2 separate regions of the Homo sapiens genome follow, and region 1 is linked to region 2. Evidence: read pairs that join two places in POLR2A ChIA-PET (ENCODE). Cell type or tissue: MCF 10A. All regions are shown on one strand. Links, peaks and the distances in the headings refer to the core of each region. The heading gives the core; the rest is flanking DNA.

The links. ChIA-PET counts read pairs that join two places held together with the same protein. Peaks named below come from ENCODE experiments on the same cell type or tissue, not always from the same donor. Only the 100,000 strongest peaks of a DNase experiment are listed, where the experiment ranks them.
Region 1: POLR2A ChIA-PET joins it to region 2 with 5 read pairs; 9 of 35 experiments call an interaction of 5 or more read pairs at or near these places.

The regions. Positions count from the first base shown.
Region 1 is chr14:60,096,488-60,100,895 of GRCh38, reverse strand. The region is part of intron 1 of PCNX4 (pecanex 4); the gene reads right to left. Among named protein-coding and RNA genes, the nearest start is that of PCNX4, 6.8 kb to the right of the region's middle. In MCF 10A, for the core only: no CTCF peak of the experiment used is centred there; no DNase peak of the experiment used is centred there.
Region 2 is chr14:60,177,194-60,181,601 of GRCh38, reverse strand. It overlaps the pseudogene PSMA3P1. Among named protein-coding and RNA genes, the nearest start is that of DHRS7, 14 kb to the right of the region's middle. In MCF 10A, for the core only: no CTCF peak of the experiment used is centred there; a DNase peak (open chromatin) is centred at 1,891.

The DNA.
Region 1 (4,408 bases), core at 85-4,084, 80 kb after region 2:
ACTCATTATAGAATGTGGATTTTTCCCACAAGAGACTTTGCAGGGCAATTTCAAGGTATGGCAAGGAAATATATTTTTGGGTAAAACATTTTTATTTTCTTCCTTGTTATGCCAGAGTCAGATTGGAAAGTCAAGATATACAGGGTTAAATAAAACCCACCTGATGAGAATTTATGATTTGTAGGGCATGACTCTCTAGGCCCCTTAGACAGGAATTTGGGCAAGATTTAACAAATCAGAGCTGAGTCCTCAAAATCCTATTATTGTTTCATGAATATGGTTTAAGAATATTAATTACGGAGGGCACGGTGGCTCATGCCTGTAATCCCAGCACTTTGAGAGGCTGAGGTGGGCAGATCACCTGAGGTCGGGAGTTCAAGACCAGCCTGGCCAACAGGGCAAAACCCCATTTCTACTAAAAATACAAAAGTTAGCCAAGCATGGTGGTGGGTGCCTGTAATCCCAGCTACTTGGGAGGCTGAGGCGGGAGAATCACTTGAACCTGGGAGACAGAGGTTGTAGTGAGCCAAGATGGCGCGATTACACTCCAGCCTAGGTGACAAGAGTGAAACTCCGTCTCAAAAATTAAAAAACAAAATTAATTACAAGTATGTATATATGTTTGGGGGCGTGTGTGTGTGCAGAAAAATGGTATTTTTTTTTTGTAAATTGGCTCATGTCCTTTGCCTATTTTTCTATTGAAGTGATCATTTTTGAACATTTTTCTTACGAATTTGGAAGAACTTTTCATATATGAAGGGCATTAGCTCTTTGACATGACGGTTTTCTTTTCTTCCTGTTACTTTGTCCTTTTCTTTCATTTTCTTTTTTGAGACAGAGTCTCAGTCTGTCACCCAGGCTGGAGTGCAGTAGCATGATCTTGGCTCACTGTAACCTCTGCCTCCTAGGTTCAAGCGATTCTTGTGCCTCAGCCTCCCAAGTAGCCGGGACGAAAGGTATGAGCCACCACCCCTGACTAATTTTTTTTTTCCCCAGTAGAGATAGTGTTTCACTACGTTGGCCAGGCTGGTCTCGAACTCCTAACCTCAAGAGATCTGCCTGCCTCAGCCTCCCAAAGTGCTGGAATTAGGGATTACAGGCATGAGCCACTGCACCTGACCATTACCTTTTTCTTAAAGCACTGTTAGAAGATGCTAGAAAAGATTAAATATTTAAATTTTGATAGTTGTTAAATATAGGCCAAATGTGTTACTCTTCCTTCTATGAAGAAACAGCTAAAAGATAAATTATTACTTCCCACAATTTCAACTTTTAGTTACAAACTTTTGGGTACCTACAATGTGCTCAGTGATAATACTGCTCTCTCTAACCCAAAGGTTACAATCCAGTAAATCTCATTTTCCCTTCAAATAACTGTTTTTGGTAGAAGCAATTCTGGAATTCTTTCAATTTTCATTATTAAGCAAGAAAGATAAAGTTAATTTATAAATAACCTAAACAAAATTAAACTTATCAAGAAAAACTAATTTCTGCTTGTTTAAAAATGATTAGACAAACTTTCAGTAATAAATACAATGTATTCATCCATATTCCTAAAAAGTATTTTACAAAATCTGCAAGGAAATATACCAAAGTTTTACATTTCCAAGCATTACCAAATTTAGTAATTTGGAAAACGGAAAATTTTATACCTGGAAAAGAAAACAAACTGGCCTACACCTAAGTACTCAAAAGCATGATATGAAAGAACTTAATTTTCAGTTGCTCTGGATAAAAATCACTTGCTACTACTAGAGCAATTCTAAAAAGTATGCATACATGAAGTTTTTTTGATAGCCAAGTGCTATCTGTTGAGGGTACCAGTAGGAATCCAGAGATGCAAAGATAGCTACCATTATAATCCGGAAAATACTCTATGGAATCTTAACCGAATGCCATGCCATGGATAGACAGCTAAATTCTGGAGTCTTTTCTTTCTTTTTTTTTTTTTCTTTTTGAGACGGAGTTTCGCTGTTGTTGCCCAGGCTGGAGTACAATGGCATGATCTCGGCTCACTGCAACCTCCGCCTCTCGGGTTCAAGCGATTCTCCTGCCTCAGCCTCCGGAGTAGCTGGGATTACAGGCATGCACCACCACGCTCAGCTAATTTTGTATTTTGAGCAGAGAAGGGGTTTCACCATGTTGACCAGGCTGGTCTTGAACTCCTGAACTCAGGTGATCCACCCGCCTCATCCTCCCAAAGTGCTGGGATTACAGGTGTGAGCCACCGTGCCCAGCAAAAGACTTTTGATGTTTAAACAGAAACATATATTTCATGCTTTGGTTTACAAGTTATATGGTAAGCACCCCGCTCCCCAACCAAAGGAAAGTCTACCCAAGTACTAGAAAAGAAAGACTGAAAAGGAACAAGCACGTTAACATCTCTTTGGATCTATAAAAAGGTATTCACTCAAATTCAAGACTTTTGGAGGGTTTTTGAATAAGAGTGTTTTGTAAGGTCACAGTGTAAGTTAAAGAGGAAAGAAATACAAAGTGGCTCAACAGTCAAAGACAGGTTTGTTTTGGAGAATAAACCTGAGAGAGGCTTCTGGCTGATTTCAGTCAGGAAAGCTCTCTCTTACAGACTTACAGTATTTATTGGTGACAGAACTTATTACAGGTTTGGAATGTTTCTGCATGGGGGAGAAGCTTATGGTAGGGTTGGAATGTCTCTGGTCAGAAGGGAGGTTATCTTGGGGCTGACATCTCTCCAGCCAGGGGGAAGGTTATCTCGGGGCTGGCATGTCTCTGGTCCGGGAGGGGTTTCGAATGTTTCTGGTCAGAGATGTTGTGTGATTTATGTTCATGCTGACCTTAACCATAAGGCTGATGCCCTTTGGATTTTGGTGGGTTTTGATCAAGGTGAAACTTAAAATGATGGTCCTCGTCGAAGTCGAAGAGGGTGATGCTCCTGCTCTGTCAATCCAGACCCTGTAGTTATAAAAATGACGAGGGGCAGTGTGTTCTTTCTGGCTACTTCCTGCTGACAAGGGGACAGACAGTTTTTGGGTCTTGGATTGACTGCAGAAATAACACTGTAGATGTTTTTGGGTAGTTGTGTGTGAAATGGTCATGAGTCTGTCAGCTAAAAATCTTTGAAAAAGGTTAATTAGGCAGGGTAAGAACATTAGTCCTAGGCATATTATTAGGAGAGGGCCCAGGAATGGGGTGACCCATGCTATGATTCTGCTCCCAAACCAAGAATCTGTCTGGTTGTTTTGGTATTCCCTTAGCTTTTTAGACCTTTAAGTTTTTCAGCAGTCTCTTACTAGGCCTGATTGGTTGAGATAGAAACAACATTCCCTACCTAATGAGAGGCAGAGGCACATGTTTGGAAAGGCCCACATATTATCTTTTGTTAGTAACAGTTATTCCTGCTATGAGGATAATAATTAAGCAAAATGCTACAGCAATTGAGATTCCCTGTCAGATATTCCACCCTGAAGGTGCTATAGTATATAGTCCTACTGCAAATAGTAGAGTAAAGCAATTCCCACAAGGCGTAGTAAATAATTTCCATTATATTTAGGACGTTCCTTTGGGCTCTCAGGGGTTGCTTCCTCAGCTTTCCAGGCTTTGACTCAAGTGTGATGTATCCAGGAGTTGATTCCTGTAACAGATATTGTCTCAATTACCCTGGTTCCGTAGACTCACTAGACATGGGGTGAAGGATTCCGGGCACCCTCAGTTATTAGTTGTCAATGCCAGCAGTGAAGAGATTTCCTTCTGTGATGGTTGGGGGGTTTAGAGGCAGCGCCTGATAAAACATCTAGTTTTCAGTTCATAGGACTTTAAGGAAGCACAACTTATTTTAGAAACTTGTAGCCAGAAAAATCAGAATTTAAACTGTAGAAAATACTAAAAATTGGAAAACATGAGGCAAGACTAGAATTTAACAACAGGTGTGCTACAGTTTTTGAAACATAATTTTCTCTCTCCAGTTTCCCACTTATTAAAAGACAAGTCATGGTAGGACTGGTTTGCTTTACTATACTTGGCTTAATTATTTGGATACAGTACAGCAAGAATAATTATTTGTTACACAGGCCTTTTAAATTGGTATTGATTTATCTGGCTCACCCCTTCATTTGGCCAACTCAGCCAAAATGCTTTGTGTTGGGAGCAAAGAAATCACACCAAGGACCTATGTCCAAACAGTACGAGAGATATGGGGTGGATACCTGGAGAACGCTGTGACCACACTATCATATTACAAGACACTGAATGGCTTGCCACCCATTGGGTGCCAATGATCAGTTATTTATTGGCTAGCTCCAAATGGGACATATTGGCTATGTGGCACTAACTTATGGCCGTGGTTACCTCCAGAGTGGTTAGGACAATGTTCCCTATGTTATGCCTGGGCACAAGGACGAGTAATTCAGACCTGCCAAAACCAGCAAACCTT
Region 2 (4,408 bases), core at 323-4,322:
TAGGAATATTATTCAGCCTTAAAAAAGCAATGAAATTCCAAAACATGCTACGACATGAATGAACCTCGAGGATATTATGCTAAATGAAATAAGCTAGACATCAAAGGACAAATATTATATGATTTCATATATGTGAGGTACCTGGAATACTCACATTCATAGAGAAAGAAAGTAGAATAGTGGTTACCAGGGCCAGGGGAAGATGATAGGGAGTTATTGTTTAATGGGTACAGAGTTTCAGTTTGAGATAATGAAAAAATGTTTGCAAATTTGGATCACATTTGCACAACAATTTGATTATACTTAAGGCCATTGAATTGTATATTTAAAAATAGTTAAAATGGTAAATTTTGTTATGTATATTTTACCATGATAAAGAATAAATGGAAAAAAAGAGTAATCTCTAGCTACAGAGATGAAATACAGCACAGTGAGAAAAAGCACAGATTCTAGAGTTCCACCTCCTACAAATCCCAGCCCTGCCATTTACTAGCTGCAATGACATTAACTTCTCTATCCCTCAGTTTTCTCACTTGTAAAATGAACATAATAACAACACTATCTCACAGGATTGTTCAGAAGACTAAACGATTTCATATTTGTAAAACATGCAGAAAAATACCTGGCTATAGAAGAGTTTATTAAATAAATATTATAATACTGTTCTTTATCTTGCTTTTAAGTTTCCATTTTTGACAAAAAATTATAAAGCATGCAAAGAAACAAGAAAGTATGGCCCATTCACAAAAGAAATGAACAAAAACTATCTCTGAGGAAGCACAGACATTGGACTACCTAGTCAAACTGTCTTAAATATGCACAAAGAGCTAAAGGAAACCATGGAGAAAGTGTGAGAGAAAATCAGGGAAATGATAAATGAATAGAAAATATCAATAAAAAATAGAAATTATAAAAAGAAACCAGACAGAAATTCTCGACCTGAAAAGTAGAGTAACTGAAATAAAAATTTCTCTAGAGAATTTTAATAGCATATTTGAGCAGGATGATAGAAAGAATTAGCAAACATAAAGATAGGTCCTTTGAAATTATTCAGTCAAGGAATGCAGAAAAACAAACAGTGCCTGAGAGACCTATGGGATGCCATTAAGCAAACCAAATACACATATTGGGAATCCCAGTAGGAGAGGACAGGACAAAGTGGTCAGAAAAAAATATTTGAACAAATAATGGCTTAAAATTTCCTGAATTTGATTTTTAAAAATTAAAACATGAATTTAAGCATTTAAGGAGCTCAATTAACTCCAAGAAGGATAAATGCAAAAGGAATCATGCCAGGACACATAATCAAATTATCAAAAGACAAAGATGGAGAAGCAACTCATCATGTACAAGTGATCTTTAATAAGACTGATGGCGGGTTCCTCATTAGAAATCATGGAGGCCAGAAAGTAGTGGGGTAATATTTTTAATTTTTAAAATTATCTTGTTGTTGTTTCTGTTTTGTCTTTTACAAGATGAAAATTTAATAAAAAATTGGTCAGTGGGTATGTGTAATCCACAGGGCTATATAGTTACGCGGGATTGTAATAGGAATTTAACATAGAATAGATACTGGAGTAAATTTTACATATTATCATCATCTGACCTGTCTTCTTCACTCAAGGATTCTTTAGCATATTTATCTGCTTATTCCCTTATATCTTTTGAAACAATTTCATGTCTTCCTTTAGTTAAACCACTAACCCAGCTGAGTTCGTAAACTTTATCCTTAGCGTCATCATGTACTATGTAAATTACTTGAGCAACTTCTGTAACAGTATCATAGCAGGTCATTTCTTTCATCTGAAGCTTTTCTATTTCTGTTTTACAGCTTGCCTGGCTTTGCCAGTGGCACAGGCCCAATAACCATATAAAACACCTGATGAGTCAATCATGGAAAATTGTGCACTGTCATTCATACTGTAAGACCCTAACATGAAACTGAAGGCAAAAGATCTAACAGCACTGTAGAGTGTATATGCATGTACATACATGTCCACTCTGTTTGCAAGATGTTTTAGTGGAGTGTTATAACCAAAGTCAGATTTAAAGTTGGAAACTTCTTCTCTTGCTATGTCTGCTAAAGAACAAGCATCTGCCTACAAACCTGCTGCCAGCATTCCAACATTCCGATCCAATGTGCTGATCAACATTAATAAGTCGTTTGTTGGAAACTCCTTCATAAAGTTTAGAAAGCACTAATTTTTTAGACCCCAAAGACATTGCTATGTTTATATATGATTTCAATCACTGTACGATTTCCCACAGCCTTCATAGCCCCATTTATATTTCTTATAGATGAAACAAATATGACAAATTGCTAATAGTTAGTGGGTATATGGATGATCATGTACTATTCTTTTAACTTTTGTATATTTGGAAAGTTTTGTAGTAAAAAATGGAGGGTAAAAGAAACAGAATATTCTTCACCTAAAGATTCTGCCTATCTATCTATCTATAAAAAACTTCAGCAAACATAATCCTAAATCAGAAAAATTTTAAGCTTTCCTAATAAAGTTAGGGACTAGGCAATGTTACCCATTTTATCACTTCAAGTCAACACTGTATTAGAAATTCCTGACAGTGCAAAAAAAAAAAAAAGAAATCAAGACATAAGTATTGGAAAAAGAAATTAGACTATCATTATATTATTAATAATAGGTTTAATTACATAGAAAACATATAGAATTTAAAAATAGGATAATTTAGCACAGTGCCTTGTTATCGAAGCAATTTATAATAGTTAATTTCATATTCATATACCAGCAGCAAGTAACTAGAAAACACAATTTAAAAGAACACAAAATTTGAAATAGCATGAAGTAATACGGAGTACAAAGGAACAAACACAGCCATGTGTTGCTTAATGATGAGAATACTTTCTGAGAAATGGGTTGTTAGGCGATTCTGTCATTATATCAACATCGTAGAGTGTACTTAAACAAACCTAGATGGTATAGCTTACTACACACCTAGGATAGATACTATACCCTAGGCTACAAACCTGTATAGCATGTTACTGTACTGAATACTGTAGGCAATTAAAACACAATGGTAAGTATTTGCATATCTAAACAAACCTAAATATACTCTTAATTCGGCAATTTTACTCTTAGGAATTCATCTCATAGAAATAACAGCATCAGTATATAAGGAACACAGATACACATGGATATAAACCATTGGTTGTAGTTATTTAATACAAAAAGGAAACAGTTTTAATGCCCATCAGTAATGGATATGATTGAATAATTGTGGTATATCTATTCAATGGAATAGTAGACAGTGATTAAAAAGAAAGTGTCAAATCTACTAAATCTATCTGGAGGGATGTTCATGATATTGGTAAACTGGAAAAGCAAGTCTCAGTGTGAAGTGTATAATACAATACTGTTTTTATAAGTTCAAGCAAAAAACCATAGGGATATTGCTGATATTTGATCATTTTTAAATGAAATGAAAATGGAAATTACATAAAATTAATTATAATATTTGGGAATGTTTATATGAGAAAGGGAATGTTGTAGGAAGGCTCATCCCAGGCTCTGAGCTATGGTTAGCCTACTGTGGTAGGTGAGAGTTCACACAGGGAAGGTCATCTACTTTTCCTTATGCCTTCCTGCATCATTTATTTACATGGATTGCAATAAACTTTTGCTATTTTTAATTTTAAAAAAATCTATTAATGTTAATTTATAAAAATGAAAAAGTTTTTTATTTGAAATCTAATTTTCATCATTTCAAAGCAAGTGTTTCATTATACTGGCAACTGACTTCTGAAAAGGTAAGTTTCAGAATGTAACATGCACTTCCTAATTTAATGCCTAATGGATAACTAAATGAATAAATGAGTTATAGCATTTTGATACCTCCCCCCCCCCCACATGCATACTTCACAGCATTATTTTAATCTAATCATTAAAGTAAAAGGCCCATTCACCAGAATGTAAGTTCCATGAGGGAAGGAATTTTTGTCTGTTCTATCCATTGTTGTATTTACAGCTCATAAGCTGTTATATAGTGAGTGCAATTGTTTTTAAATGAATAAATGAATGCTTTGGTAGGGAGTGAAAAGGAAGATGAAAATTCTCCAGTAGTTTGTGTGATTCTGTGAGATGGCAGACAGTGGTAATGATGGTTTTGTATCAACTTGGGTGAGATAAGGAAATTGGTACTTTTACAATATGGTACCAAATTTTCTGTACCTAATCAACAAAAGGCAACAATATTTTTCTTTTCCTATTTGAATTAGATTTCTCTTTAATTACTCATCACTGCTGATTAATATAATAGGTTACTGATACTCTAAAGAAATACAACACACCAACGGCTGCTCCCTTTGGCAAAGTTCAGGGGTTTTATTTGTTTGTTGGGGACAGGATGTTGCTCTGTCACTCAGGCTGGAGTG